7 separate regions of the Mus musculus genome follow, and regions 1, 2, 3, 5, 6 and 7 are each linked to region 4. Evidence: chromatin loops called from intact Hi-C (ENCODE). Cell type or tissue: heart. All regions are shown on one strand. Region 1 overlaps Hc (hemolytic complement). Region 2 holds the start of Fbxw2 (F-box and WD-40 domain protein 2). Region 3 holds the start of Hspa5 (heat shock protein 5). Region 4 holds the start of Cntrl (centriolin). Region 5 overlaps Gapvd1 (GTPase activating protein and VPS9 domains 1). Region 6 overlaps Gm52552 (a long non-coding RNA gene). Region 7 overlaps Hc (hemolytic complement).

Region 1 (4,000 bases), 64 kb before region 4:
TATCTTGTGAGAGATTCTAAAACAATTAACAGAAATAGTTGAGTATTTTTCTTTTGATAATAAAAATGATTTATTAATTAGATTTTACATATTGTATTATTTTTCCAGGTATTTTATCTTAATACAGTCATTTTGTTTGATTTAAAGGACCAATGATAACTTCGGAATTTACTTAATTCTTGAGTTTAAGGATGTTAACCCGATATTACAATCTGTAATATATCAGAAAATCCATAGTGACGTCTCTAGAAACATGTAATGCACAGGTCATGCTTCTATGGATCATAAAGTTTACACCTTACATACATAGAATAATGATTGGAAGCAAGGGTTTATCTGAAAAGGAAAAGACTTACTTAGTTAAAAAATAATGATAATAAAGAATGACAGGAAGTGCCACGGTCTTCAGAGTTAACAGCCCATGTGAGTTGGAGACCTCGTGCTTCTGTACAGGAAGGAGCAGGTTTGAAGAGACCAAGCCTCTGAGCCTCGTTTGTGAAGTGAGAACATGCTGTCCTGGTTGTACTGTGTGTATTGCAGTTATCTTCAGCAATAACTAAAGAATCTCTATCAAGTACCTCATCCCATGACTGCTGAGATGAAGCAAGCAGTCTACAAGAGGGCTGCCCTCAGGGAGTTCCCAGTCTATCGAAAACTGTAAAGACAAGAGCCTGGCAGAGAGGCATCCCGTCTGTAACCCTGGCGCTGTTGCTACTGAGACTGAGACAGGAGGAGTTTGAGGTCGGTTTGTAGTGAAGAATGAATTCCAGGTCACCCTGAGCTACAGTGAGACCCTGCCTCAAAGCCAAGCAAACGGCAAAACTCAAAAGAAACAAGAAAATAAAGACATTGAGGTAAGCATCTCAAAGAGAATACGAAGGGGCGGTGTGGGGGTAGACCACACCCAGAGACAGCGCCCTGAAGATGAGGTGAAGCTCAGTGTGGAAGACAGGGTGAGGTGTGCGCTAAATGAGGTGACTAGTGTAAAGGTACCGGGGTGGGACAGTGCCAGTCATAGAATCTCATAGTGATGCATAACGGCCATGGGACAAGATAAAGCTTGAGATAATGACAGTAATGGCAAGAAGCTCAATTCTGCACTGTAGAGTGCATTGTATTTTCAAGTAAGTACACAACTGAAAAATTAATCCAGTTGGGCAGTGGTGGTGCATGCCTTTAATCCCAGTGCTTGAGAGGCAGAGGCAGGCAGATTTCTGAGTTCGAGGCCAGCCTGGTCTACAGAGTGAGTTCCAGGGCAGCCAGGACTATACAGAGAAACCCTGTCTCTAAAAACCAAAAATAAAATAAAATTTTCAGTTTACTGAAGCTCCCCAGTTATAAAATACCTATACTTTAGAAGAATGCAAACAGGCTGATTTCCTTTTTTAGAAGGAAGGGGGAAACGAGCATAAAGTGGCTGGTTGAGGTTCTGTAGCAGCTGTTTGCAGATGCTCATGTCTAATACATGCACTGCTGTTCTCCCTTAGAAGCAGGACCGGGTCTCCATCTCTACATTGCTTTGCTCCCAGAACTCTCCGTTACATTGTAGCTGTATTCAAATATACAGACACATGGTAGCTAATAGGTATCAGAAGTTTGTGCATGTGTGTTTCAGACAGAGCTCTGTTTCCCAGGCTGCAGATGAAGTCCTGGGCTCCTGCAGCCCCAGTCTCCTGAGTATCAGGGATGGTGGTGGGCTCTGCTGGATTCCAACACTGAGTTGTGGCTTTCCCTACCAGGAAGCAGCCTCATGTTTGCATCTATGGCACTCTGCTAACACTAGGTGGCTCCACTTGATTGTGTAGGTCCTTACCAGCCAAAAGTTCCAGATGTGCATTTTAGAGAAAATTTGTTTAATAACAAACATTTTTTTGTACTTACTTGGGATTAGATGGAATCTTGAAGTCAGGAAAAGAGATAATTCCGGTGTAATCATTTTCTTCTACAATGTCAACTTCTGATCCTTCGGGGTCCTTTGAATAGAAACCGATGACCACACCTTAGTTCACTTTCTGTTACCATAAAAGAATATCCAAGGTGGATAATTTACAAGCGATGGAGATTTGCCATTATTGTATTGCATAAATGCTTTGCCAGTGTGTACATCTGTGTTCCAATGTGTGTCTGGTGTCTGAGGAGGTGGTGTACCTTCATGTGGGTGTAGGGATCGAATCTGGATCCTTTGCAAGAGCAACAAGAGCTCTTGGTCAAGGAGCCAACTCTTTTAATTACTTCTTGATGGCCGTGCTTTTAAAAAGGAAGTAGAACAAGGATGGGTTTTGATGGCTTATATCAGCATCCTCCCCTTGTTAATTTAGCTTGTACAGGTATCCTATGTGTCTGTCATGGAGACGTAAATCTATAATGCTTCATTCACATTGGGTGTTTAGTGACATCATATGGTTTAGTGTAGAGTGAGGATGGGATCATGGAGGGAGATTGCTCGATAAATATGCTAAAGTATTATTTATAGAAAGAAAATACTTACTATGAAAGTTAAGACAGTCTCCCGTTTGGCTGGCTTCAAGTCGTCACCCAGAGAATAGACTCTGATCTTTACTGCAAAACCAAGTAACATCATCAGAAACTGCAGACATTGTTTCTATCTTTCCTTTATTTATTTACTCTATCTTTTCTCTTTTTTTCCATTTTTTATTAGGTATTTAGCTCATTTACATTTCCAATGCTATACCAAAAGTCCCCCATACCCACCCACCCCCACTCCCCTAACCACCCACCTATCTTTTCACTTTAACTTTTCAGTCAGGGTTTCATTCAATTAGTTAGCCTGGTCTCGAACTCACCCTGAACTCATGATCCTCTTGCCTCAGCCTCTCACATAGTTGGGACTATAGGCTCATGCCACCAAGCCCAGTAGATTTTTGTTTTAATTTCACAGTTCTTAATGAGCTAACTCTCATTTGAAAGACTGTATTCACAATCCATAAATGAAAATGTATGTTGAAAAAAAGAGACCCCTAGGATTCATATAAGGAGACTACTTGTATTGAATTTAACATACAGTTCAATGTGTTAAATACATTGCAACCCCAGGAAGCCTTTGGGAATGCATCGTTAGTGTAAAATAACTTGTGTCTGTAACTGTTTACCAAGTAGCTACCATATGGATGGATGGGAGTATGAGGTGTTTTTTATCAGAGTTAGTGGGAAATTGGCAGTTTGATTCAGACAGTATGTTATTTCTCTACTTACAAAATCCAACAGGGCTAAAACACTATGACCGAAGCAACTTGGAGAGGAAAGGATTTGTTTCAGATCACAACTCTCAGGTGATATTCCATCATTGAAGGGAGTTAGGCAAGGAACTCGAGGCAGGAGTCTAGAGGCAGGGACTGAACCGGGGGCTGTGGAGGAACACTGCCTACTGGCTTGCTCTTTCTGGCTTGCTTAGCCTGCTTTTATAAATTCAGGGCCATTTGCCCAGGGGCATCACCCACCTCCCCCATTATGGGCAGGACCCACCTACATCAATAATTGGTACAACTCCATGAAACAAATTGTATTAGTATCTTTTTTTTTTTCAGATGGGGAAGATGGGCTGTGAGAAATGAATTCACAGACTACCAGTCAATAAAAGCTATGCTTGGATCTGACCCCAGTTAAAATGGCACCAGAGTCTGATTTTTAACTACTCTCTCTCATTATCTGTCATCAAAGGAAAAATATTTATAAGAAGTTATCTCATTATCTAGAGTAAATGAAGACACCAGATTTTCTTATCAGTCAAGTCATGATGGGAAAACAGGAGGCCATTCCCAAAAGAAGCCTTAACAACCAAGAAAGGCCCTGGGGTTCGGGATTGAGACTACACACTTGCTATACAAGAGTGATGACGCTAAGTGATGGGTAGTGTGGACGGTACCATTTCCAGGATGCATCCTCTATGATAGGAGTGCAAGGTGAGAGGTTATACTTAATTTTATGTGGAGTTAGGCTGAAAGGATGAAAAAGATGATGGTTTTTCCTTTATTTAAAAAAA
Region 2 (4,000 bases), 280 kb before region 4:
CCATGAGGGTCCTTGTAGCCTGTAAGATAAAGCAAATTAACAATCTCCATGATGCTGGCACAGTGAAACATACAATCTTAGCTTCTTAGAGGCTGCCCTTACAAGATAACTAAGTTAGAGATCAACCTGGGAAATATGTGATCATGGAATGCTCAACTAAAGTCTAAGCTTCCATTTGTAAAACAGAAGCTATTCTAACTTAGCAGTGTGCGAATCAGAAAAGCTGCAGTGATACGGCACATCTAAGCCGCTAACTGCTTCCTTAGCTCTTTTCTTTCTGCACACCCCCCTTGCTATCTTGTGCCTCTCACCCTTCTCAATGTAAACACTTAACTTGTTCTGCAGTCCTCAACAGAAACAATCACAAAGCTCTGAGGAAATGTGTAGTATGATAAACATTCCTAAATTGGGAGATGAGAGCATGAATTTGGTTTCTGCTTCTAAGCAATTATATTTATGTTGGTCCTAATAACTGAAGCAGCGCCTAAAAATATCACGCTTGATTCTAACATGGTTCATAGAAGAAGTCAATACTACTGCCCTTACCAACAAAGAGGCTAGGGCCCAAGAGGCAGGGTGGCTCAACCAGAGTTACACAGGAGCAGCAGCTCAGTAGTACCCAATCTCCACCTGCATCTTCTACAGGCAAGGCATTATGGGTGTAAACTCAATGTTTTCCCTCCTTCTAGTCTGCATAACCTATGCAGGTAAGGAATCAAGGCTTCAGGCCTGTGAGATGAAGTGCTTACTGAAAAGCCTGATGACCTGGGTTGGATACCCAAAACCCACGTAAATTTGGGGGGAGAAAACTGACTCCATAAAGCTGTATGCAAAACCACGCACGCACACACTGGCATATACATGCTCCCTCCAACATCCTACATAGACACAGACATATAGACACACTAAAAATCATTTTTTTAAAGAACAAAAAATAAATACTCATTGTTGTTGGGAAGGTTGTCTCCTTGCCTCCCCTTTCACAACCAGTTAAAAGGTAGGCCAGGCGTGGTGATACATGCCTTTAATCCCAGCCCTCGGAGGCAGAAGCAGGCTCTGTGAGTTTGAGGCCAGTCTGGTCTACACAGAGGATTATGTGTACAGAAAAGTATTCTGTGAATATTGAGGAAGCTGATTAAATATTGCTTCAAGAGAGAACTGGAAAGAAAAGGGATGAAGTCCCTTTTAACAAAACATCTTTTTGTATTTAAAACCATGTGACTACACTATTGTAAAGATCTTTTCCTCCTTTTGCTTGTGATATTTAGAAAATTGTTTTTACTGTTCCTTTTTGTTTTGCTTTTTGTTTTATTTTGTTTTTTGAGACAGGCTTTTGCAGTGAAGCCCAGACTGGTCTCACAATTCACAAGACTGGAGTGCTGGGACTGCTGGAGTCCACAACCACCCTTGGCCTAAAAGCCATTAATTTAGAGACTAATCTTTTAAACCTTTGAAAGAATACAAATAATGTTTATAAAACACGGGCTCTGAAATTTCACTTGTTGGGTAACCATGGGCAAATCATTTCTTGTGTTTCAAGCCAAATTTCCTCACTTGTAAACTGTCGCCTGGTACTGTTTTACCTACAAGATTGTTAGGGTTAAACAGCGTTCTGTACAGTATCTGGCACACTATAAGCCTACAATAAATGCCAGTTACTGTTATAATGTAGTACTAATACTGTCATTTCTCCCCTTTTAAAAAGAAGCATCATCTCAAATACACACCTGTTTTCAAGGCATACACACAAGCATGGTGCCTTCCTACACATACTACTACGTTCTGCATTTTATAAACCACCTGTCCACATTTCATCATCTTTAATTAATTAAAGTGCTAGCCTTGGGGCATCAATGTTAACTCGTTTCGCGGCTAGGAAAAACCGAAGCACCAGAAGGCAGGAACTCTTAGCTCTAATTTTCCTGTCTAAAATTAACTCCGAGTCTCTCAGCCCGTTCGTGACTCCCTTGGTCCCCTGCTCCTGGAGCCGTGTTCCGCGCGGCACTGACCTGAGCGAGCGCCCCGGGGCCCGGGACCTCGCGCCGGGCTCACACCGACTAGGCGCGCTCGGGCCGCCAGAGCGTCGCAGCGGCCGGGTCCGCTCCACAGCCATGGCGCCTGCGGGGAAAGGGAGAAAACAGGCCGGGGCGGCGGGTCAGTAACGCCGCGGGCGCTGGGGATTCCTGTCCAGCCCGGCCCGGCCAATCGCAAATACAGACCTGGACCTACGGCCGCTGCTCTGGGTCCGCAGCCTCACAGGGGAGCGGCTTCCGGTGCTGCTGCGTCATCTCCGCGCGCCATTCCGGCGCCCAGCGTCGGGCGGAAGCGGCTCTACTTCCGTCTCTGCCCTCCAAGTACCTGGGAAAGAATGGCCCCGACTGTGGAAAAGGGCCGAACATGTGCTGTACCACCGTCTGCGCTTACACCTTATGATCCTGAGCAAGGTGGACCTCTAGATTTGCACAATGTTTATTTTCCTCATCTACTTTTTTTTTTTAACCAAGTTAGGGTAATATTTCACAGGAGAGAAAGGGCTAAGGCTCCAAATCCACATGTGACGATATTCAAACAGCCCATTGACACCTGGCACCTCCCAAACACGATTCTGACACAGCTGAACAAATCCCTAACTGCGCGAGGTCTATGTCTAGTCGTAGGAGGAAGACAGGACAAATAACAAAGTATACTGCAGGAAGCAAGGACAAAACATGGTAAGGGAGTTGGGTAGGGGCTGGGTTAAGCTCGAATCCCAGGACATACATGCACGCTGTCCAAACGTGGCCACTTAGCCACGGAGACAGCTGTTCTCCGAAGCGCTTGTTACATATCAGCTAACTAGCGTGAAGCCTTTAGTCCCCCCAGATAGAAGTGGTAAGCAAGAAGCTCTATAAATGCTGCTGTGTGAAAGCTTTGCCTGTCTGTTTGATGGGACAAGGTTTTTCTGTAACTCTGGCTGACCGGGACCTCGCTCTGTAGACCAAGCTGGTCTTGAACTCAAAGATCTGCCTGCCTCTCCCAATAGCTTGGGACTAATGAATGGTGTGCGCCATCATTGCCCAGTTTTTGGTTTGTTTGTTTTTGTTTTTCCTATTTAAAGCTTTTGTTTCCCTTGGGTTTTTTTTTTTTTTTTTTTTTTTTTTTTGGGTTTTCGAGACAGGGTTTCTCTGTGTAGCCCTGGCTGTCCTGGAGCTCACTTTGTAGACCAGGTTGGCCTCGAACTCAGAAATCCCCCTGCCTCTGCCTCCCGAGTGCTGGGATTAAAGGCGTGCGCCACCACGCCCGGCTAGGGTTTTTTTTAAGAGTTATTTATTTTATGCGTATGAGTACGCTGTAGTTGTGAGCCTTCATGTGGATGATGGGAATTGAATTTAGGACCTCTGCTCACTCCGGTCAACCCCGCTCCCTATGTGAGACCGGCGCTCGCTCAGTCCCAAAGATTTGTTATTATAAATAAGTACACTGTAGCTGTCTTCAGACGCACCAGAAGAGGGCGTCAGGTCTCATTACAGGCGGTTGTGAGCTACCGTGTGGTTGCTGGGATTTGAACTCAAGACCTTCAGAAGAGCAGTCAGTGCTCTCACCCACTGAGCCATCTCACCTGCCCTGTTTTCCCTTGTTTTACAGCAGCCGCCAGAGCAACAAGGCGAGAAGGGCAAATGCTAGGAGGAAAGGGAGAAGGAGTTAACAGTTCTTATACAAGCCTTGGGTGTCTGGTCTCTTAGATCTAATTAGATCTCTTAGATCTGTAGATCTAATTCCTTAGCCCTTAACGCCTGCTAGTGTTGCAACTCTTGGCCCACAATCCCTGAGAATCTTGGCTTTAAAGACTTGACAACCAAGCTAGAGATAGTGGCCCGGGTGCATACTCCCAGCACTTTAGAGGCAGAGGTAGCATAATCAAGAGCTCAAGGTCTCCTTTCCGGGTTGGGGAGGTGAGCAGGACCCACAGTCTCCCTTCTCAGTTGTTACAAACTTTTCTTCTTCAGCCCTCTCTTGCTTT
Region 3 (4,000 bases), 340 kb before region 4:
CTTTTTTAAAAAAAAAGAGAGACAGGATGAAACTGAAATTTGATTTTAGTGTAAACTGACTGCTGTAATATATATACAGACAAGCTTGAAATGACATGAAGTTGTAATGTGGTCAAGTAGTGATTTCCATTTTTCCCCCCTTTGAGGTAGGGTCTCAACATGTAGCCTTGGCTGTCTTTGTACTAACCAGGCTGGCCTCTAACTCAGAGAGATCCCCTGCTTCTGCCTCCTACGTGCTGAGACTAAAGGTGTGCACCAGTAGATTGGGCTTAGTGATTCTATCTTAATACTAGTCTGATGCAACCCAAAGGAAGATCAATGTTATGACAGTATTACAAGCCTGACTGAAAGAGCTGTGTGATGCAACTTCTATAGCAAGGATGGAGTTGACTGAGTCACTAATCTTTGAGGAATGAGAAAGGAAAAAAATTCCTGAACACTGATTCATAGGCTCAACATTTTAGTGACTGTGCGTGTGATGTTTTAGTAGTATTTGCACAGTGTACTTATGAAGCTCAGAATACATTTAATAGGAATACTGGAGTCATTTCCTGCCTGTAATAAATGGCCCAAGTAGCCTTCATAAGCATGTCTATAAGGACTTGGGGTGCAGAGATGGTGGACCTGAGAGTTCAAGGCCAGCCTGGTGGACATGTTGAGCTCCAGGCCTGGAGACAGATGTCAGTTGTGTAGCATGCATAGATGCAAGTCCCATGGTAGTACATGCCTATGCCTGAAGTTCTCAGCACTTGGGAGGTATAGATAGAAGAAACAGAAGTTCAAAGTCATTTGCTACACAGTTTGAAGACTGGGGGTGCATGAAATTTGTCTTTAAACAACAAAAAAGGGTGGTGGTGGTGGGAATCAATAGTATAAATTATGGAGTAAAATCAACCGGGTTATTAACTATATTCTCAGCACTTATCAATCGACCATTCTAGCTATTTAATCGCTCTTGGTCTCAATGGTCTCTTCTGGAAAATGGGAAAAATGTACCAAGACTTGAATATGAATAAATGACACATGGAAAACACATAGGAGGATCAGTAGTTATAGACCAGCTTGGGCCTGTGTACAATGCCTCTCAAAATACATAAAACAAAACAATGAAGTACATAATAAGCTCAAGTAGTAACTTGTTTTGTTTGTCCCCCAACATACTATTATAAAAGAGTAAAGCATCAGCAAGACTTTTTTGTCTGCTAAACGTCTTTAGCATTATCAGCCCTATTCCAAGAGTCGAATAGGGTGGTGTCAAGAAGGAAGAGGGAAAGAGGAAGGACTTATAAATAATAACCAGTGTCATAAATGGAAATGCTATGCTAGAACAGGTTAGCGAACAATAAGGCGCTACGAGAGAGAGAGAGAGAGAGAGAGAGAGAGAGAGAGAGAAGAAAAGATACATCTCATGGTGGAAAGTGCTCGTTTGACCATAGTACTGAATCTCCGCGGCGGAGAAAGGGAATAGGTTACAATTGGCCAGGCCAATCCTGGGACTTAACCCCGGCAAAGGGAAGATTCGAAAGGCCTGGAAAGACACATACGGCTAGCCTTGGGGTGAAGGAGAAACACGGTTAGCTGAGAAGCACCAGGATTCTCAGCGAGGCAGAATCCAGATCAGGCCCCAGCTCGAGACGTGCAGGCCGGGCGAGTAACAGGGCCTGGACTCTGGGACATCCGAGAACGTGTGGAGGCTGGGGAGGGCGATCACAGCTGAGGCCGGGCAGCTCAGGACGCGGGGAATCGAGGAGGAGAAAGGCCGCGTACTTCTTCAGAGTGAGAGACAGAAAAGGAGACCCCGAGGGAACTGACACGCAGACCCCACTCCAGTCCCCGGGGGCCTGGCGTGAGGGGAGGACCTGAACGGTTACCGGCGGAAACGGTCTCGGGGTGAGAGGTCACCCGAAGGACAGGCAGCTGCTGAACCAATAGGACCAGCGCTCAGGGCGGATGCTGCCTCTCATTGGTGGCCGTTAAGAATGACCAGTAGCCAATGAGTCAGCCCGGGGGGCGTAGCAATGACGTGAGTTGCGGAGGAGGCCGCTTCGAATCGGCAGCAGCCAGCTTGGTGGCATGGACCAATCAGCGGCCTCCAACGAGTAGCGACTTCACCAATCGGAGGCCTCCACGACGGGGCTGTGGGGAGGGTATATAAGGCGAGTCGGCGACGGCGCGCTCGATACTGGCCGAGACAACACTGACCTGGACACTTGGGCTTCTGCGTGTGTGTGAGGTAAGCGCCGCGGCCTGCTGCTAGGCCTGCTCCGAGTCTGCTTCGTGTCTCCTCCTGACCCCGAGGCCCCTGTCGCCCTCAGACCAGAACCGTCGTCGCGTTTCGGGGCCACAGCCTGTTGCTGGACTCCTAAGACTCCTGCCTGACTGCTGAGCGACTGGTCCTCAGCGCCGGCATGATGAAGTTCACTGTGGTGGCGGCGGCGTTGCTGCTGCTGGGCGCGGTGCGGGCCGAGGAGGAGGACAAGAAGGAGGATGTGGGCACGGTGGTCGGCATCGACTTGGGGACCACCTATTCCTGGTAAGTGGTATCCGTCGAAGGAGGAGGGGGTGGGGAGGAGTGGGGCGTGGCCTCCGGGGCCAGCGTGAGAAAGTGAGGTGCTGATTCCTTTTCTGTGGGGTTTCCCCGTCAGCGTCGGTGTGTTCAAGAACGGCCGCGTGGAGATCATAGCCAACGATCAGGGCAACCGCATCACGCCGTCGTATGTGGCCTTCACTCCTGAAGGGGAGCGTCTGATTGGCGATGCGGCCAAGAACCAACTCACGTCCAACCCCGAGAACACGGTCTTCGATGCCAAGCGCCTCATCGGACGCACTTGGAATGACCCTTCGGTGCAGCAGGACATCAAGTTCTTGCCATTCAAGGTCGGACCCGTTTTTTTTTTCTCATGCTAATGGGGCGGCTGGGGTGATAGGAGTATTTAGGGGTTGCCACTTGGCCAAAAACACTGTTCAAAGGACTTAAAAGAATGTGTTCGGAATTTATGTAACGGTTTTACATCTAGTCGTTTTTAGTGTGTTATAAAACATGACACACTGTTAACAATGTCTAGAAGTTGAAACAGACTAAAACTGTCGATCTATCTACAATACAGCTGTGCTCAGTTTTAGTTGTGATTTCCCCCTAAGGGACAGAGATGAATCAAGCTATGGGAGGGAGGAAATGGATTTTTTTTTTTAAATCGTTTGTGGTGTCATTGTTTCCTCTTCGGAAAAATTACCTTTAAATTACTTTATGCCATAGGTGGTTGAAAAGAAAACTAAACCGTACATTCAAGTTGATATTGGAGGTGGGCAAACCAAGACATTTGCCCCAGAAGAAATTTCTGCCATGGTTCTCACTAAAATGAAGGAGACTGCTGAGGCGTATTTGGGAAAGAAGGTGAATAACGTGTGAAACAGTGTTGAGTGTTTGATTGCTGTTGCTCCCCCTCGATGACTTGTGTAGGGAAGCCTTCATGGTTTGAAACCTTTCAATTTTTTTTTAAAGATTTATTTATTATTATACATAATTTCACTGTAGCTGACTTCAGACACACCAGAAGAGAGTGTCAGATCTCATTATGGGTGGTTGTGAGCCACCATGTGGTTGCTGGGATTTGAACTCAGGACCTTCGGAAGAGCAGTCAGTGCCCTTACCTGCCGAGCCATCTCACCAGCCCCAGAAACCTTTCAATCTTAACTTTTAGTGATTTAGTGTTTTGTGGGAGGTCAAGGTATATGCTAGTCAGCCTTTATGAGTTACCACTGCTTAATTCTAATGACAAAAGCGTATGATATAGCAGTAAACTGACTTAGAAACTGTTGTGGCTTGACTAGTTGATAAGAGTGACAGAAGTGAGAACACCATGTACTTCAATCATCTTTAAGTATGATTGCACGGTTGTCCTTCTAGGTTACCCATGCAGTTGTTACTGTACCAGCTTACTTCAATGATGCCCAGCGACAAGCAACCAAAGATGCTGGCACTATTGCTGGACTGAATGTC
Region 4 (4,000 bases):
TGGTGCACAACTTTAATCCCAGCACCCAGGAGGCAGAGACAGGTGGATCTCTGTGAATCCGAGGCCAGCCTGGTATACACAGCTAGTTCCAGAACAGCTAAGGCTACACAAAGAAATCTTGACTCAAAACAAAACAAAACAAAACAAAACAAAAACAAAAACAAAAAACCAAAAAAAAAACAACAACAAAAATACCCAATGGGATAGACAGACAGGCAGATAAAAAATACCCTACATGAATGTATGAGATTTCCAAATAACAGAACAAGCTTTATTTCAAAATATAGCCATAATTTAGTCAATTTTTAAAGTCACACTAGGAAGTCACAGTAATGGCAATGGTGGAAGCTGGCCGACTCTGCCTGACAAGTTCCTCTGGTTCTCTTTTAAAGGTGATGCTCAGAGTATTTAGTGTGGATTTCGTAAGAGAATCCAAGAAGAGCAATCTCAATAGCTTTGCCAGGGTTTGGACAAAAGATCTTGAAAAACCTAAGTCACTGTGCCCTGGCTCATCTTCCAGCCCTGGAGACAAGTCACAGCCAGAAGCCAGATGGCCTTCCCATCTCCCCAGCTAATATCTATATTGTAATCTAAATGTAATCCAGAAAAATTACAGCTCATACCAGGGAATAAATTAGCATGGAATGTGAGCTGCCCTCACTCTTTTGTATATTTACTCTTGTTGGGGGTGCCTCTTCCAGTGTGCTAAGATGGACTATTAATAATCATGGCAAGTATCTGAGGCTGGAGGTACAACCAAGATTTCCACCATGCTAGACCCAGAGAAGGTTAGTTACTATATCTCTATAAAGGAGGAAAATAGGGCAACATGAAAGCAGAGAAAAATGAGTGTTCCGAGAGAGACCCCTGGATTTTGTGTGTACTTTTTGATGACTACTGACTGGACTGATGAATTGACTCTGGCACAGTGTAATCTGACGATGGAACTCATCTGAATGCCATTACAGATTAGGGAAAACAATCATGAGTTTGTGCAATTAATCCAAGTCTCTGGCTGAAAGACAAGTACCAAAGACCAGAATCTCACCAATGTACACTGAACTAATACCTAACATCTGAACTTTGTCTGAAAATAGGTCCAAAGTCCTTTCAAGGTTAAATAGATCTTTGCATAGAGTTTGCTTTCCAACAGCCAAAAATTGTGCTGCAAAGTTGCGGAGAAAGAGAGGACCATGCCCACCAGATCCAATAGTGCCTCCTGCTGGAAATGATCAGAACTTCCCATTAGGTCAAACGACCTCAGCTTCTACAAACAGGCTTCATGCTGCTTAAAAGGTTCCCCTTCATATTTAGCGTCACCACACCAGACGTTTGCATAATTCATACTGAACTGCATTTGTGCATTACTTATGTTTTCTTCAAACCGCCCTGAATTACTTAATGTCCAGCTCATTGCCAACTTTCCCAATCCTTCCTGGGGTTTGTACAAGCTGTTCTCTTTGCCAAGCAAACACCTGCCCTTGGTTAAACTCTTCTTTCAGAGTTAAGATGAAAGTTGACTTCTAAGAAGTCTTGCTTAATGATAAAAATTAGACTTATCAGCTACTGTTCTAAGTTCTTTCAAATCATTAAGGTTAACTGCTGGAAATGGGGACGATTATATGTTACATGAGAGTAGAAATTGAGGCAGAAAGGAAATTTGTAAAAGTGTTAGAAAAATGAGCCAGGAAGTTTGTGGTAAAGAAAGGAAACGTTAATGCCTGACTGGAGAACAAGGTAGTTAAGAAAGATGATGGAGAGGGTGCAGAGATGGCTCAGTGCTTAAGAGCATATAACTGCTCTTCCAGAGGCCCCAGGTTCGATTCCTCTACCCAAATGGCAGCTCACAAAGGTCTGTACCTGCAGTTATGTGGGATCTGATGCCCTCTTCTGGCCTCCGCAAGCACATGGTGCAGACAATTAGGAAATACAGTAGAAGGCTGCTCTTTGGGGCATGATCTGCTCAAGTCTCTGTAAATGCTTGCTTTAGTTCTTTTGTACTAACATAAGGGGCACTCTTGGACTGTGAATCCTAGGATCATATAGCTCAAGTGAATGGTCACTGGAGCCCAAGCAGTCTTGAGGTGCAGCCACGTCCGGCTCGATCAGTTTCCAAGTATGACAATTTGCCTCCAAAATAGTCGCGTAAAGGATAGTGTGCATCGAGACACGGGAGAGCTCAAGGCCTGCCTTCCATCATCCCAAGATCGAATGCTGTGAACATCTCCATACTGGTTCCTCCGGTTGTTGCCTTAGGGAGAGGAACGTAAGCCTTCCCCCATTGCTTCAGTGGAAAAAATCTCTCCTCACAGACTCGGCGCCCAGAGGGCTGACCACAGCCCGCCAGGTTCATACCCGGAAGCTTCGCACCCCCAAATTGAGCGCGCGCAGAGGCGGCAAGGGTGGCGGGAAGCGCCTCCGCCCCGTCCCGTCCACTAGTCCGTGTCGGGGGCGTGGCGATAACAAGCCCCGCCCACACCAAGCTGGCCCTCTCGGCAACCGGCACAACACAACAAAATGGCTGCTGTGCTGTCGGTCTCCTGAGGGGAAGTATCCCGGCGTCTCCGCCTCGCCCCTCCCGCTAGGCCGTTCCTTCCCGTGCTGAGGCGGTGAGTGTACTTCGGCGTCCGGACCGAGCCTGGGTGGCGGGCGGCAAAGGCCGGAAAGCCCTGGTCCAGCGTGAGGTGTGCCGGCTCCGGACGCATTCGGGGCGGGGGAGTGTGCTTGGAAAGGGGATTGGACGGGAAGGAGGAGGGCCGGGGCCGGCGTGGGCAGGGGAGGGAGGGCAGGGGAGGAGAGGCGTGCACAGCCTAGGTCGGGGCGCTGCTGAGTCGCAAAGTTGGGGTGCGGCGCTTAGAAGGATGAGGTTCCCGCAGAGAGGGAAGAGTGCCGGGGTGTGTCACCGTCTGCGGGATAACTGCGATGGAGATGGGCTGGCGGTCCTGAGGGCTCTGCTGTTTAACCTCAGTTCTGTGACTCTGAGCTTGTTCCTTTTTTCCTTTTTGAAGCATGTGTGGATGATGGGGGTGGGGGGACGGACACGGGACACATATCGTGATGCGCATATGGAGGGCAAAGGACAACTTTGTGGAGTCGGGTTTTCTCCACTTTTCCGTGGGCTACAGATACAGAACTTAGAACGTCAAATTAGCACAGAAAATGCCCTTACCCACCGAGCCATCTCACTGGGGCTCTGGGCATGTCCCTTAACCACTTCCTAGATGTCTTAGTTAAGGTTTCCATTGCTGTGGTAAGACATTGTGACAGAAAGCAACTCCGGGAGGAAAGGGTTTATTTGGCTCCCATGTCTCTGGTTGCAGTGCATTCTATATCACTAGACAATTCAATTATTTTGTATCCTACATCATAGTCTTCTCTTAAAAAATCTGAAATTATAAACCATCTAGAATTATTCTTATCAAATCCTCATTAAATTATTATGAGGTCCTATGTTACTTCCCCTGATTAGTAAATTATTACTTCTAAGTAATGATTCCTATAGAATTAGGGAAGTATTCAGTGGGTTCCAGAAACCTGGATCACTGAAAGATTAAGTGATGGTTCCACACCCCTGCTTCCCTCCCTGAGTTGCCATAGCTCCTGTGAAGTCTGCATGTAGAAACACACACTATCTCATAGGCTGACCCTCTCAGTGAATCAGGGTTCTGAGAATGGACAGCACTTATGGACAGAAATAGAATCTGCAAGGACAGCTTCGTTGGTTGCAGATGAGCATTTGTCTTATTTGAAGATGGTCTGATACCACACTCAGCTAGTTTTTTCAAAAGTATATTGTTAAACTGGGCTTTCAGTTTCGTTTTGTACATGAAGGTAGTATTTGGCTATAGGGAAACTCAAGGCCAAAGGAAAGCAGCCTCAGGCCAAATTCAACTTATATAAAGATTTGTATGCAACATTCTATTACAATATCCTTTTCTGATACCAACTTGTCATTGGATTGAAAACTACTTAATATACTATCTCACTAAATATTTTTTTT
Region 5 (4,000 bases), 420 kb before region 4:
CCAAGAACACTTAGAGGGGAGGCTGGAACAACCCAAATGCCAACTTCATTTCACAGGAAGGTATATTCTCTCAGACATGTGTGCAACTCCTCACAGTATCTGTAGCCTGGGTATAGCTCAGTGATAGAGCATACATAAAACCCTGGGTCCTACCCACAGCATGTGTATCGATGTACACAAAAAACCTGTAAAAAGCAAAGACTACTAATGGCCTTCCTTGAGATTCTACCACATGGATTCCTGAGGATCCCTAGGCACCAAAGTCATTGTCATTTGCTAGAAAACATGGTGACAACATGGTCGGTATGTTTGGGGGTAGAATCAGGATCATGGAGAATACAGAATAGAAAACAGAAGAAAAACACAAAAGCCAAAGTCTCTACACCCTACTTTTCTACCCCACCTCGTCCCAACAGGATGGATTTCTCAAAAACAAACAAACAAACAAACAAACAAACAAACAAAAACCCAGGGAGGCTTGGGCAGATGGCCTAACTGGGAAAGTACTTGCAAAGTGAGAATGAGGGCCTGGTTGGATACTTAGCCTCGGTGCATGCCTATCCGCCCAGCGCTGCAATGGTAGACACAGTAGGTAACTGAATTATAGGGCCCTGGGTTCACGAGACACCTAAGAAGACACATGTTGCTGACCATATGCACATTCCCCAGCCCACAGAGAAGAGTGCTTGTCAAATATGCAAAAGCCCTAACAGCGGGAGAGGCATAAATGAGGGACAGTCTAGCAATATCTAGAGTCAGTTGCCATAACTGGTTGGATCATGAGTGCTGCTAAACACCTACCACAGAATAGGCTCATAGATCAAATAACTACTAGGCTCCAAATTTCAGGGCCATTGGGTTAACAAACTATGACTCAGGGTCTGGAAATGGCTTAGGGTACTCAGCTACAAGTACTGGCTACCCTTGAAGGGAACTTGGTTTGGTTCTCACCATCTACAGGGCAGCTCACAACCACCTGAAACTCCAGTTCCAGAGGATCTGCTGCCCTCTCTGACCTCTGATGGCATGCACGTGGTGCACATGCAGACCAAACAATAATACATAGAAGAGAAAATAAACCTTTAAAGAAAAGAAGAAATCATGACTCAAACATATGGCAAATGACAACTATGAAACAACTGTGTAAACCTGAGCAATTTAAGCTAGAAAGGAAATGGGTTCCTAAGAAAGGGATGCCTGGGTCAAGATCAAACAACTCATCCCACAGAAGACACAGAAGACCACGTGAGGCAGGCACACGGCAGGCAGAGATGCTCAGCAAGGCTCTCTGAATTCAGACTTGTCTCTTCCTACCGTGTTGTCCCTCAAGCTGCATCCACTCTGACCGTGAATGTGAATGGTAACAGATGCATTTTCTTTACTCTACCAAACAAAGGTACAGCTAAAATATCTTTGTAGTCCCGCACAGACATTAAGCACAGTACTCACTGGTCACGAAGTATGTCCCCATCCTGGTTAGGGTAGAAAGCAAGCTTGAAGATCCGATTCATCACACTCCGCTCGATGGCCAGCTGGGCATCCTGCAGCTGCTCCTCACTGGCATTCTGCCATATGACATCCTGAGCCATCACACCATACAGGAACTGTAGAAAATCCTCCACCTGAGCCGTTTTATCATCAGCAGCAGTAAGTTTCTGAAAGTCTCCAAGAAAAACAGTATCCTTTAAAATACACCATAGAAGTAACCCTAAAGGGGAATTACAGTCAACCTCCTATCTGCACTTTTGTTTTCTGTTTCCATTATTCTTATCTAAAAATATTAAATGGAAAAGTTCTAGAAATACACATTTGTACATTTTATTCTCATCTCTCTTGTTATTGTTACATTTATTTCCCTGTCAGGGGGTGTGCACCTCCATAGTATGCATTTGTAGGTCAGGGGACACTCGTATGAGTTGGCTTTCTCCCAGCAATCAAACTCAGGTCATCAGGCTTGGTGGCAGGCCTTGACTCACTGAGCCAGCTTCCCAGGCTGTTCCTACTGTTTGAACTGAAAATTGTTCGGCATGAAGAAGTCTAGAAACCTCATTCTATTCACCACAGATGAGTTATTCCTTTGGTCAGGACAGCCATACTGTATACATGGCCTACTCAGTCACCTCCCTTGCAGCTCAGTTATCCATTCAATATGCAGGTTCAGTACTACGCAATTTAAGTCTCCACTATGTCGGGGTAGCCTTAGAGCATGACTCTCATGAAAAAGGGGTGGAGGAGTGGGGTCTACAGAAATCATTCTGATTAACAAATAATACTAACACTATAATCTTAAAGCCAGAATATCAAAAGGGAAAATTAAGAAATATGCGAATATTTAAATATAAAATATACACAGTTTTTAAAAACCATGTGAATACAACCTTTTTGGGGGTGGGGGGATGGGAGGCTGGAGACAGGGTTTCTCTGTGTAGCCCTGGCTGTTCTGGAACTCACTCTGTAGACCAGGCTGGCCTTGAACTCAGAAATCCGTCTGCTTCTGCCTCCCAAGTGCTTGGATTAAAGGCGTGCACCACCACTGCCCAGCTATGTGAGTACAACTTAAGTCATGGTGTAAATGCCTATATTCTCATCATTTGGAAGGCAGGGGTAGGAGGGTCACAAGCTGGGATACACTGAAACTGTCTCAAAAAACCACAAAAATCAATGCTTGGCATTGCAACACATACCTTTAACACCAACATTTGGGAATAAGAGGGAGGAAGATCCATATAGTTTATGGCTAGCCATGACTACATAGTGAGTTTGAAGCTACCCTGGCCTATATGAGACTTTGAGTTAAAAATAATAAAAATTAAAAATAAAAAGTAGATACAAAATTTTAACATCTCCAACTCTCTTTGAAATGCATATGGGGGTTTTGTCTGAGTGTATGTCTGACGCCTGAGGAGACCAGAAGTTGTCCGATTCCCTGGAACTAGAGTTAGAGATGGATGTCAGCTGCCATGTGAGTGCTGGGAATTGATTCCAAGTCCTCTGAAAGACCAGCAAGTGTTCTTACCTGCTGAGCCATCTCTGCAGCTTCTGTTCCATTTTTAATATATAGATACTCAATCTCAGATAAAACTAATACAATTCAGACACTTCATATCAGTCCTTAATACTTGTAATTTTTCTTTCTAAAGCACTGGGTATTGAATCCAGGGTTTCACATACCAGAATACAGCCAGTAGCTTATGACCTCACTCTGCTTTTGACCCCACACACATCCCAGTCAGGGTTTCTCTGTGTAGCTCTGGCTATTCTGGAACTTCCATTCATTGTAGTCCAAGCTGGCCTTGAACTCACAGAGACCCACCTGCCTCTGCCTCCTGAGTGCTAAGATTAAGGTGTGGGCCACTACTGATTGGCTTGCTTTTACTTTTAATATTGCGATGGAAGGGCGAGTGTCTCATCATATGGTGCAAGGTGACCTTGCATTCCTAATCCTCCCTGGTCTTAAACTCACTCAACGGCCCAGGAAAGCTTTCAACTTGTGATCTTCCTTCCTCAGCCCCCTGAGCAGCTTGCATTACAGAATTATACCACCATGTTTATGATTTTGTTTTTTCCATTGAGACAGAGTCTCTCTGTAGCCAAGGCTGACATAAATTCACAATCTTCCTCCCTCAGCCTCCCAAGTGATAGATTATAGGTATGGGATGTCAAAGATTATTAAAAGCAGGGCTTAATAGCATACAACTTAAACCTCAGTATTCAGGAGGCAAGGCCAGGAGGATCTCTGTGATTTTAAGGCCAGACAGGGATATATAATGAGACCTTGTCTCTGCACCCCCCAAAATTCCAAAAATCAGAATAGTGAAGTTGCTGCTGGAGCTCTCCATTATTCCAGCTTCCCACTTTGTGAGTGGCCTGCATTATCAGCATCTAGCTATACCAAATTAGCACTCCATGCAGTGTATAATATGTACCTAAGCAAAAAGCAGATCCTGAAGGCAGGGTCATCAAGATCTGTTGCCACACTCCCATTCTGAGCACCAGGTTG
Region 6 (4,000 bases), 140 kb before region 4:
CATCTGTGGGCTTCCAAAATGTATTTAAGGATCTCATTTTTAAAAAGATGTCTAAATACTTTCTGGGGAGGTCATTGTCTACCATATTCCAGACCTATTCTTGCAATACACGAATACATACGTGTGTATGGATACATGTGCATATGTGTGTGGGCGTGCAAGCCTGTGCAGGCCAGAGGCTGTTTTTAGGGCGAGGCCATCATCACCCTCTGCCTCATTTATTTTGAGACAAGGTCTCTCACTGAACCCGGAGCTCAGTGATTTGGCTTCATGGCCAGCATGCCCCAGGGATCTCCTTGGTGCCAGCAATACAGGTGCATGCTGCTGTGCCCAGCTCCTTATGTAGGTCCTGGGGAGCCAAACCCAGGTCCTCAGGCGACCACGGCAAGCATTTTGCCAGCTCTTTTCTGTAACTAGTGTCTGGCTCGTAGCCACAGATTTCCACAGAAGACAGTCAGGCACTCTCTGTCCTCCGTTGGGACCAGAGAGGATGGGGGAGGCCAGCTCTCTAGCATCAGCTCCTGGCCCTGTCCTTCTCCTTCCCAGAGAACACGTCTACACAAAGCACCCCCGAGCTGCCTTGGATCCCCTCCAAGCACTGCCCTGGAAACCAACCAGGCAAGAGAGGCTAGGGTGCCCCTGGGAAGGACACGTCTATTGAGGAGCAGTAGCTGTGGCATGCAGGCACACACATGCTCATGGCTGCAGAACCCTCCAAAGGAAAGTGGAAATCTAGATTTTTTTTTTCCTGTGATACCATCATTTTTAAGAACACACCACGAACAAAAGTCAAAACCAACCAACCAACAGCAACAAAAAGCCCCTCAAACCACATGAGATTGTCCACATTTCCTGTCTGTGGGCCACTGGGTGAGACCTCTGGTGGAACCTGGCATCCCATAAACATCGTCAGTAAAGGTGTGGATTTGACGAGATGCCACTCATGCAGGCTGGACACATTCTAGTGTTTATCCAGATGTGGATTTACGACCAGGGTCATCACTGAAAATTGGCACATGCATGTTCTCTCTTAGGACATGGTCTTAATACTTAGATTTCTCCTCCAAGAAGAGCAAATGTTGAGGAAGCTGCCAGGTGTCACCCAGTGAGTGGGCGGCTGGATTGGAACGCCAGGTTGTCTGGCTACAAATCCAGTGTCTGTCAGTACCACTCAAGCTGCCTCTCTGACACCCAAAATGAAACTGCATGTTAGTTTGCTAAGCCCCATGAGGTTAGCGATGGTATCTTTTTAAATCATGTCTGCAAAAAGAACATAGAAATCATGCAACATGCAACTTGAGGGATTGTACTTACAGCTGCACACAAATATGCATCCAGACGTGGTACACATAAACATACATAACCAGTTATGGATGCATGTGCATACCCACGCTCCATCATGCATGCCATTGCCCTCATCTCTCACTTCCTAGGGCATCTGAGTCTAGATTGGGCCACCCCACAGTCTCTCTGCCTGCCCTGTGCCAGCCTCATCTAGTCTTCACCGAGAGTTTCCTGGAAATCTGACTGCGGCTGTGGTCTTTTTTCCCTAACCCAGGAGACAAATCGGCACTTTTGTTTTTTCAAAGTCTGGGTTTCGTAAACCTGGAATCCTTCCTTAATTTTTCCACTAGAAATTTCCTTGGCCTATTGCCTTTTTCCAGGACTTCGGCCAGGAGGTCACACTTGGAGCGCCCTCTGCTGGGCACCGTTCCCCCAACCTAGTGGGCACTTGCAGAGGGGATGTGGTCTCTCTCATATGTCATCAAACAGGGAAACCAAGGGTGGCTAAGGGGATGGGAGGGGGAGGGTGATGCTGGGATGTGTGTGCTCATCCTAAGTATGTGCTAATGTGTGTGCTACCAGTGGGTGGACTTGTGTGTGTTTTCATTATTGAAAATAAAAGAGAAAAGTAATTCTGAGTTCCAACTAAAGGTACTGGACTCTACTTAGGGCCCTTGAGTGGGACCAGTGACAGGAGTAGGGACATCACCTAACTCAGCCTTACTCTTCAGTGCCCATCACATTTAACAGGTGGGAAGCTAAGACACAGAGAGGTGTTGAGAGAGGGGTGGGAGGGTTGTTTTTGAGCACCTGTCCACAGATAGTTAAACCTGCGAAATCTCTGCCATTTACCTACGCCTCTTGAGGTGCCTAGTTTTGTTCTCTATTTAAATATTAAGACACAGAAGTCTCACGTAAGGAAGAGAAGGGAGAATTGTCTTGGGTTTTGAATCCAACCCGCTGTCCTCTCGTCTTCAGAGACTCTTGGATTTCCCCATTTGGCCCAGAGCAGAGGCTGAGACAAGACACAGCACAGTGCTCCAGCTCTGGGATGAAAGTCCTTGCTTGTGACTCTTCCTAGGGTGCTGTTCCCAGCCCTGATGGGGCTCTTGGAGCCCTGGGCTTCAGTGGGGAGTAGGGACCCAGAGCCAGAGCAGTGAGTTCAGGACCAGGTGCCTCTCTAGATACTCGGTTCTGCTTTGCAGCTGTCCTGAAAAGAGAGCAGGTCCTGGAAGGCGATGGGTTTGCGTTTCATTTTAAAGGGTTCTGGTTAATGGTGCAAAGAAATGCAGAACGTATTTCAGCATCACGAGACTCTTCCCCTGGCTTTTGGTCCCACCTGGCTTCCCTTCCCACTCGGCCTCATTTACACAAAGGACTGCCTGTCCTCATCTCCTTTTATGACTCCTGTCTGAAATCCAAATCCTGGCCATTATTTTTAATCGACTGAATCATTAATTGTTTTTCTTTAAGCATGTCAGGTCAGAGGTCAACTTTGGGTGTTGCTTCTCAGCAGCCGTGTACCTTGTGTTTTGAGACAAGGCTAGCTGGCCAGCTAGCTCCAGGGATCAGGTCTCTTACCTCTTCCTTTCTAGAGCTGGGATCACACACACACACATCACCACAGCCAGTTCTGGAGATTGGACTCAGTTCTTCATGCTGACACGGCAAGCATTTTACTAACAGAGCCTTCTCAGCCCAATCCTGGTCACTCTTTAAAACCCTTCTCAGAGGTCACCTCTGTGGAGCCTTCTCTCCAGAGTCCAGCAAGTCTACTCTGCCTCGCTCTTCTCTCACAGGCCCTGTTGTGGGTGGAACATCCTGGGAAACTAGCAGGTTCAACTTTGATCTCCCCCATACAGGCATCACAGTGTGCATGTGATGTGTACACTTTATATGGCTTTTGTATACTGTCCCAGTAAGAACTGTTAAAGACTGGGGTTGAATGGGAGTTTGCTAAAGAAAGCAAGAGATAAATGAGCTTTTCCACTTCTCAAGTCAAGAAAGGGAAGCTTTCTGGAGTTGATTCAGAGTTAGTCCATGGCATGGTGGTTTGAGGAGCAGAGACCGCACAAACACTGTCTCATAGAATGGAAAGCCTGGAGGTGGGCAACCACTTAGACAAGCAAGGCAGAGGGAAAATGGCTCTGCTCTCATCAGCCTGAGCTCCTCCTGTTCTTGTGTACAAGATGACGGCCGTACACAAAGGAGATGTGAAGTCCTTCTAGGCCTATCTCACATGCGGTGGAGGGGACAAGTCACAGAATGGGGAGGGATCAGAGAGCAGCGGGTCCTGCTGGATTCAGACAGCTGCAGAAGTTAGCAATGTGCTGCTGCTATAGGGCAGCATCAAACAAGGACAAGGAGTTGTAGAGACTGCTCTAAGGAGATGTCTGGAGCCCCACCCACAAGTGCACACAGAGCCAAAGCCCTTGGGAGCCATCTTACAAAGCTCTGATCAGGTGAGAGTTCTTCTGTCGCTTGCCTCCATGTCTCCTCCCTACCCATCTCTGCCCAGGCAGGGCAGCGGAAGATGTGAATACACTCAGTGCCACTGGAGCTCAGTCAGAAGACACTGGGATAGTAAATAGCACACCACACATTTAAGATTTATCACCACAATTGTCAGCAGAGACGCCATAGCTAGAAAACAGAGGAGGGAGGTCTTGAGAGCAAAAACAGCCACTGCAATCAAACCTCCAGCTATAGGAATCCA
Region 7 (4,000 bases), 130 kb before region 4:
TCCTCTACCTTCTTCTCTTCTTCCTCCTTCTCCTTCTTCGACATGGTCTGAGACTCACCAAAACAAGGATGGTTGGTCAGAGAGCTCTTTTAACCCACCTGTCCCCACCTGCCCAGCAACGGGGTTACAAGTATATGTCACCACTCCCCACACTTTATAGAGTCTGGGAATTAAGTTTTCCTGACTCTGCCATCTGCCCACCAGAAGATGAACTTCTTAAATCTCAATTATTTATGTGTCAGGTTAGCTTTTCCTTAAGAAAAATCTAGACTTTTCCTCAGAGTTACTTTTGGACACACTTATGATAAAAGAAGATTTTAAACCAGGACTTGGACGAACTGCTTCTGTGTTTCTCGGCATTCGCTTCAGAGCGCTCCTCTATGGAAACTGTTGCCGTTCTGGCTAACCTCTGGGGTGACTTGCTTATGTGTCTCGCTTCTGCTTTGAAGGCCCTCATGCCCCCTCACCTCGCTAGGTCCTGCACCCTTCCCTCAGAAGCTATGGATGGCATCCTCAGCTCTCTTTACATTTATAGACCCCACTGCTGCATGCATGCCTGCCTTTGTTTCTGTTTCCTGTTTCTCACCATGAGAGTATTAGATAATTTTAGCACTGTAGAGAGAAACATCTAGGCCCCTTGTTTTCTCAGACTATCAGAGGGATTTAGGGAGCTAAATCTACCAGTTAGGGGCCAAGCTGAGTCTAGGACTTGGATCTTGATATTCTTCAACATCTGTTGGTAGGGTAGCCCACAAGCAAGAGCTTCCTGGATCCCTGTCAAGTTCTTGGCATCGTGACAGACACTGGAAAATAAGGTGAAGAGAATGCTCTCAGACCTTACCTGTTGGGAGCCATTTCGCTGCTTCTCTGAAGCAGAGGGAAAAAATAGAAAGTAAAAGTCTGCTTGGCAGGCAGAGTCAAGGCAGGTCGGGACCTGTCACCTGTCGGCAGATTTCCCGGCCTGCTGAGGCAATGGAACCGTGAGAGGTACACCTGAGGTGCAAGGCTAGGGGCTGAAGATTCCATTAACCTTGGTGGAAAAGCAGAGGCCTTTGGGGCGGGAACGGATATTTTCTGTACGTTTAAGCGAATTGTTTCTGTTAGCTTGTGGCTTTGTTTCCCACAATGCTGTAAAATATATAAAGCCTAAGAGAATTAAAGTGGAGGCTGCCGCAGTGCTGACCAGACAGCCCTTCCGATGTCTAAACTTTGTCTCTGAGTCTTCTTTTCCATCTTTCTCTTATATATATATATTTTCCATCTTTCTTATAATCATCCGCACTCCCCCCTCAGAGGACTATTCCTTTGTACCAGCTGAACCAGCACACTTGCCCATGTGGAGCTCATAATGGATTCAGGCTGCCACACGCTACACAATTCTATAAGATTAAACGATGGCAGGTGTGCAAGAGTCTCGGAGGAGGAGTGCAGGCTGAGTCAGGATTTGGCTCAGTCTGGGGTGTCACAAAACGTGACTAAAGGAAGCATGCTCAGAAGGTGTCGGGTAGAGGAGGAGATGACACACGCTATCAACAGTTCAGCTGCATTTATGGCTTCATCTGGTGACTGTGGTCTGGCCTATTTGCCACCACAGTTGGGGACAGAAGCCTAATAGCCTGGAGGCCTGTGCCATGGAAGCAGGGCCCCCGCTACCCTCAGCAAGGAGAGGCAGGGGCCAGGCGCAGGCACAATTAGCTGGAGCCCTTCCACTCTTGCTTGGCATCGTGGTTGCATGCGCACTGTGGGCAGTGACACAGAAGTTCCTGGAAGTAGAAAAGTCTCTGCCAATAATGAGACACGCTGCCTTGCTAGTCTCGATGTGGTGAAGGGTAGATTCCTTTTGTCCTTGTTGCCTAGTCAGCGACCTATTTACACGTTTCTTATGTTAATTCAGTTAGCCTATGCTTTAAGAAACTCTGGTTACATTGGCTTTCATCTGAAAAATCTAGTAGAGGGCTGGGCAGGAGTGTGGACCTGGGATACCCCGGGGGTTTGCTGTATGTTTTGGAGCCTCCATTTTGGCAACTCTAAAATGGTGATTATGAGCATCCCTGTACTTTGGGAGACTCTGGAGCCACTGAGTGGGGATCTCTACGTGAACTCCTGAGACCTGAAGTGCGACACATGATGTCACTTGAAATCTAACCTCTGTGTAAGTCATTTGTGTACAGCACAGACTGAGGATCCAAGAGAGACTAGGTCCGGGCCAGAATGACAGTCTCCAGAGTCTTGGTTTCCTTTCCCGGGGCTTTTGCACGGGGCTTTGTCTTCTGGTAGAGCAATTACTGGCAAGAGTAAGTTCCAGGGGAAATGGATACTGAGAGGGAGAGGCAGCTGGGAGAGCAAAAGGCTTTCCTGTCAGGGGCACAGAGAAAGCAAGAGTGCAGAGCAACTCCCCTGCCTGCTCAGGAGGCCAGGCTGGGGGTGGCCTTCCCGGGTCAAGGTCCTCTACTGACAGATCTCTCCCATCCCCTGGGTGTGCCTGAGGCTGAGCCAGCATAAAATAACACCATTTTCAACACAGTTGAGTGCAAAGTCAAGATTTTATGGCATTTTCTGTCCTTGGTATTTTTCTTTCAAGCAAGGATATGTTTTGATAAGGGGCTACAGTTTCAGTGGGTCTCTTCTTCCGGCCCCAACCAACACCCCTGACTGCTAACTTTACAGACTTGTTTCAGTCTATTGGCACTGACATCTGATAGCCTTGGGGGACCTGTTTTCGCCTCCCCTCAAGGCTATCCATTTCACAAAGTCGTAACTCATCAGCTTGTGCTTTACTCTAAAGAAAGTGTATCTGATTCTAGGCTAGGTTTCCAAGCCAGAGGAGGAGCAATCCCCCCGCCGCAGGAGGAATCTTCGTGCAGCAGAACTTTTCATTCACAGCTGTTTAAAAAGAGGTCTTCAGCAAAGTTATTCAAATTCTCTACAAATGCTTGACAGGATGGACACGTTGTGTCTGTGGGCCAATATTCAATCCAGGTGGAGGAATCTAGAGGGTATATATACCTAGCAAGGCAAAATGGAAACAGTGTTGGTATTGGTAATGGTGCAGCAATGTTCCATACTTAATGGAAGCCAGAGGTCAACCTTGGGTGTTCTTCCTCATGCACTGTCTACATTTTTTTTTTTGAGACAAAGCCTCTTAATGGCCTAGAACTTGCCAGCAGGTGAGACGGCCTGACATGTGAGCCCCAGGGATCCATCCACCTGTCTGTCTCTCCAGCGCTGAGACCAAAAGTGTGCACCACTTAGTGTGTGTTTGTCTTTTTTAAAAAAGCTGATTATTTATTATGTATTTAATGTGTGTGGCTGTTTTGTCTGCCTGTATGTTTGTGCGCCACACATGATGTCTGGTGCCTACGGAGCCCAGAAGAGAGAATACAATCCCCTGGAATTGGAGTTCCAGGTTATTGTAAGCCATCATATGGGTGCTGGGAGTCGAACCTGGAGTCTTTGGAAGAGCAGCCTGTGCTTTCAATCACAGAGCCATCTTTCCAGACCCAATGCCTGCTTTTGTTTTTGTTTTTTTTGTTTTGATATAGTTCTTCTGGTCACTGACGCCAGTTCTTCATGCTTGCCCAGCAAGGACTTTACTGATGAAGCTGTCATCTCAGCTCAGAAGGCCAGCTCTTTACAGATAATAAGGTGCATATTTAAACATCCTATTTACACTTAGAATTCTTTGCATATGAGGGTGCAGGCTGGTGGATGTAGACATGTATTCTCAATTTCCATCAGGCTCTTGGTTGGTTGATCCCTCAGCCAAGGCTTTAGGTACAGTGATGGTAGCCAATTCTAATGATTCACTTGCTGGTCGAAATTAAGGTACCAATGGAACGCGAATGTATTAAAGGACAGTGAAGCCAGAGAGGCAGTTAATGCTGGTGACTTACTTGAAACTGAAATTGTGTTTGATCTGCAGAACCTCTTTGCCCATGATTAAATACTGCTTCCCTTTCACCAGGTTGGCATTGGTACAGCTCATCTTTTTAATGAAGGT

Evidence for each region. Hi-C counts contacts between places; a loop is a spot of excess contacts. Peaks named below come from ENCODE experiments on the same cell type or tissue, not always from the same donor. Only the 100,000 strongest peaks of a DNase experiment are listed, where the experiment ranks them.
Region 1: a loop joins it to region 4, with 6 times the contacts of the local background. A loop is called at or near these places in 31 of 42 quality-filtered maps.
Region 2: a loop joins it to region 4, with 2.4 times the contacts of the local background. A loop is called at or near these places in 5 of 42 quality-filtered maps.
Region 3: a loop joins it to region 4, with 2.5 times the contacts of the local background. A loop is called at or near these places in 7 of 42 quality-filtered maps.
Region 5: it touches region 4 in a loop (2.2-fold over the local background); 4 of 42 quality-filtered maps call a loop at or near these places.
Region 6: it touches region 4 in a loop (2.4-fold over the local background); 3 of 42 quality-filtered maps call a loop at or near these places.
Region 7: it touches region 4 in a loop (2.2-fold over the local background); 2 of 42 quality-filtered maps call a loop at or near these places.

What each region holds. Positions count from the first base shown.
Region 1 is chr2:35,043,382-35,047,381 of GRCm38, forward strand. It overlaps Hc (hemolytic complement), which reads right to left. Exons shown (of 41, transcript NM_010406.3): 4 at 2,489-2,559; 5 at 1,882-1,973. Among named protein-coding and RNA genes, the nearest start is that of Hc, 16 kb to the right of the region's middle. In heart, a CTCF peak has its summit at 1,779 (motif pointing right); no DNase peak of the experiment used is centred here.
Region 2 is chr2:34,823,953-34,827,952 of GRCm38, forward strand. It overlaps Fbxw2 (F-box and WD-40 domain protein 2), which reads right to left and starts at 2,283. Exons shown (of 8, transcript NM_013890.4): 1 at 2,220-2,283; 2 at 2,010-2,118. It also overlaps a transcript of Gm34653 not described here. In heart, no CTCF peak of the experiment used is centred here; a DNase peak (open chromatin) is centred at 2,289; H3K4me3 peaks cover 1,883 bases; H3K27ac peaks cover 1,343 bases; H3K27me3 peaks cover 448 bases.
Region 3 is chr2:34,769,914-34,773,913 of GRCm38, forward strand. It overlaps Hspa5 (heat shock protein 5), which reads left to right and starts at 2,177. Exons shown (of 9, transcript NM_001163434.1): 1 at 2,177-2,233; 2 at 2,316-2,533; 3 at 2,646-2,877; 4 at 3,257-3,394; 5 at 3,908-4,000. The coding sequence starts at 2,409. In heart, no CTCF peak of the experiment used is centred here; a DNase peak (open chromatin) is centred at 2,028; H3K4me3 peaks cover 3,496 bases; H3K27ac peaks cover 2,385 bases.
Region 4 is chr2:35,107,021-35,111,020 of GRCm38, forward strand. It overlaps Cntrl (centriolin), which reads left to right and starts at 2,476. Exons shown (of 44, transcript NM_001379274.1): 1 at 2,476-2,609. In heart, CTCF peaks have their summits at 1,213 (motif pointing left) and 1,887 (motif pointing left); a DNase peak (open chromatin) is centred at 2,471; H3K4me3 peaks cover 1,965 bases; H3K27ac peaks cover 1,318 bases.
Region 5 is chr2:34,682,733-34,686,732 of GRCm38, forward strand. It overlaps Gapvd1 (GTPase activating protein and VPS9 domains 1), which reads right to left. Exons shown (of 27, transcript NM_001356441.1): 24 at 1,450-1,663. Among named protein-coding and RNA genes, the nearest start is that of Gm34372, 46 kb to the left of the region's middle. In heart, no CTCF peak of the experiment used is centred here; no DNase peak of the experiment used is centred here.
Region 6 is chr2:34,968,847-34,972,846 of GRCm38, forward strand. The region is part of intron 2 of Gm52552 (a long non-coding RNA gene); the gene reads left to right. Among named protein-coding and RNA genes, the nearest start is that of Gm46733, 8.1 kb to the left of the region's middle. In heart, CTCF peaks have their summits at 1,692 (motif pointing left) and 1,896; a DNase peak (open chromatin) is centred at 1,695.
Region 7 is chr2:34,980,805-34,984,804 of GRCm38, forward strand. Hc (hemolytic complement) reads right to left here. Exons shown (of 41, transcript NM_010406.3): 40 at 3,894-4,000; 41 at 2,525-3,006. The coding sequence ends at 2,874. It overlaps Gm52552 (a long non-coding RNA gene), which reads left to right. Exons shown (of 3, transcript XR_003954034.1): 3 at 3,543-3,619. Among named protein-coding and RNA genes, the nearest start is that of Gm46733, 20 kb to the left of the region's middle. In heart, no CTCF peak of the experiment used is centred here; DNase peaks (open chromatin) are centred at 1,493 and 2,317; H3K27me3 peaks cover 2 bases.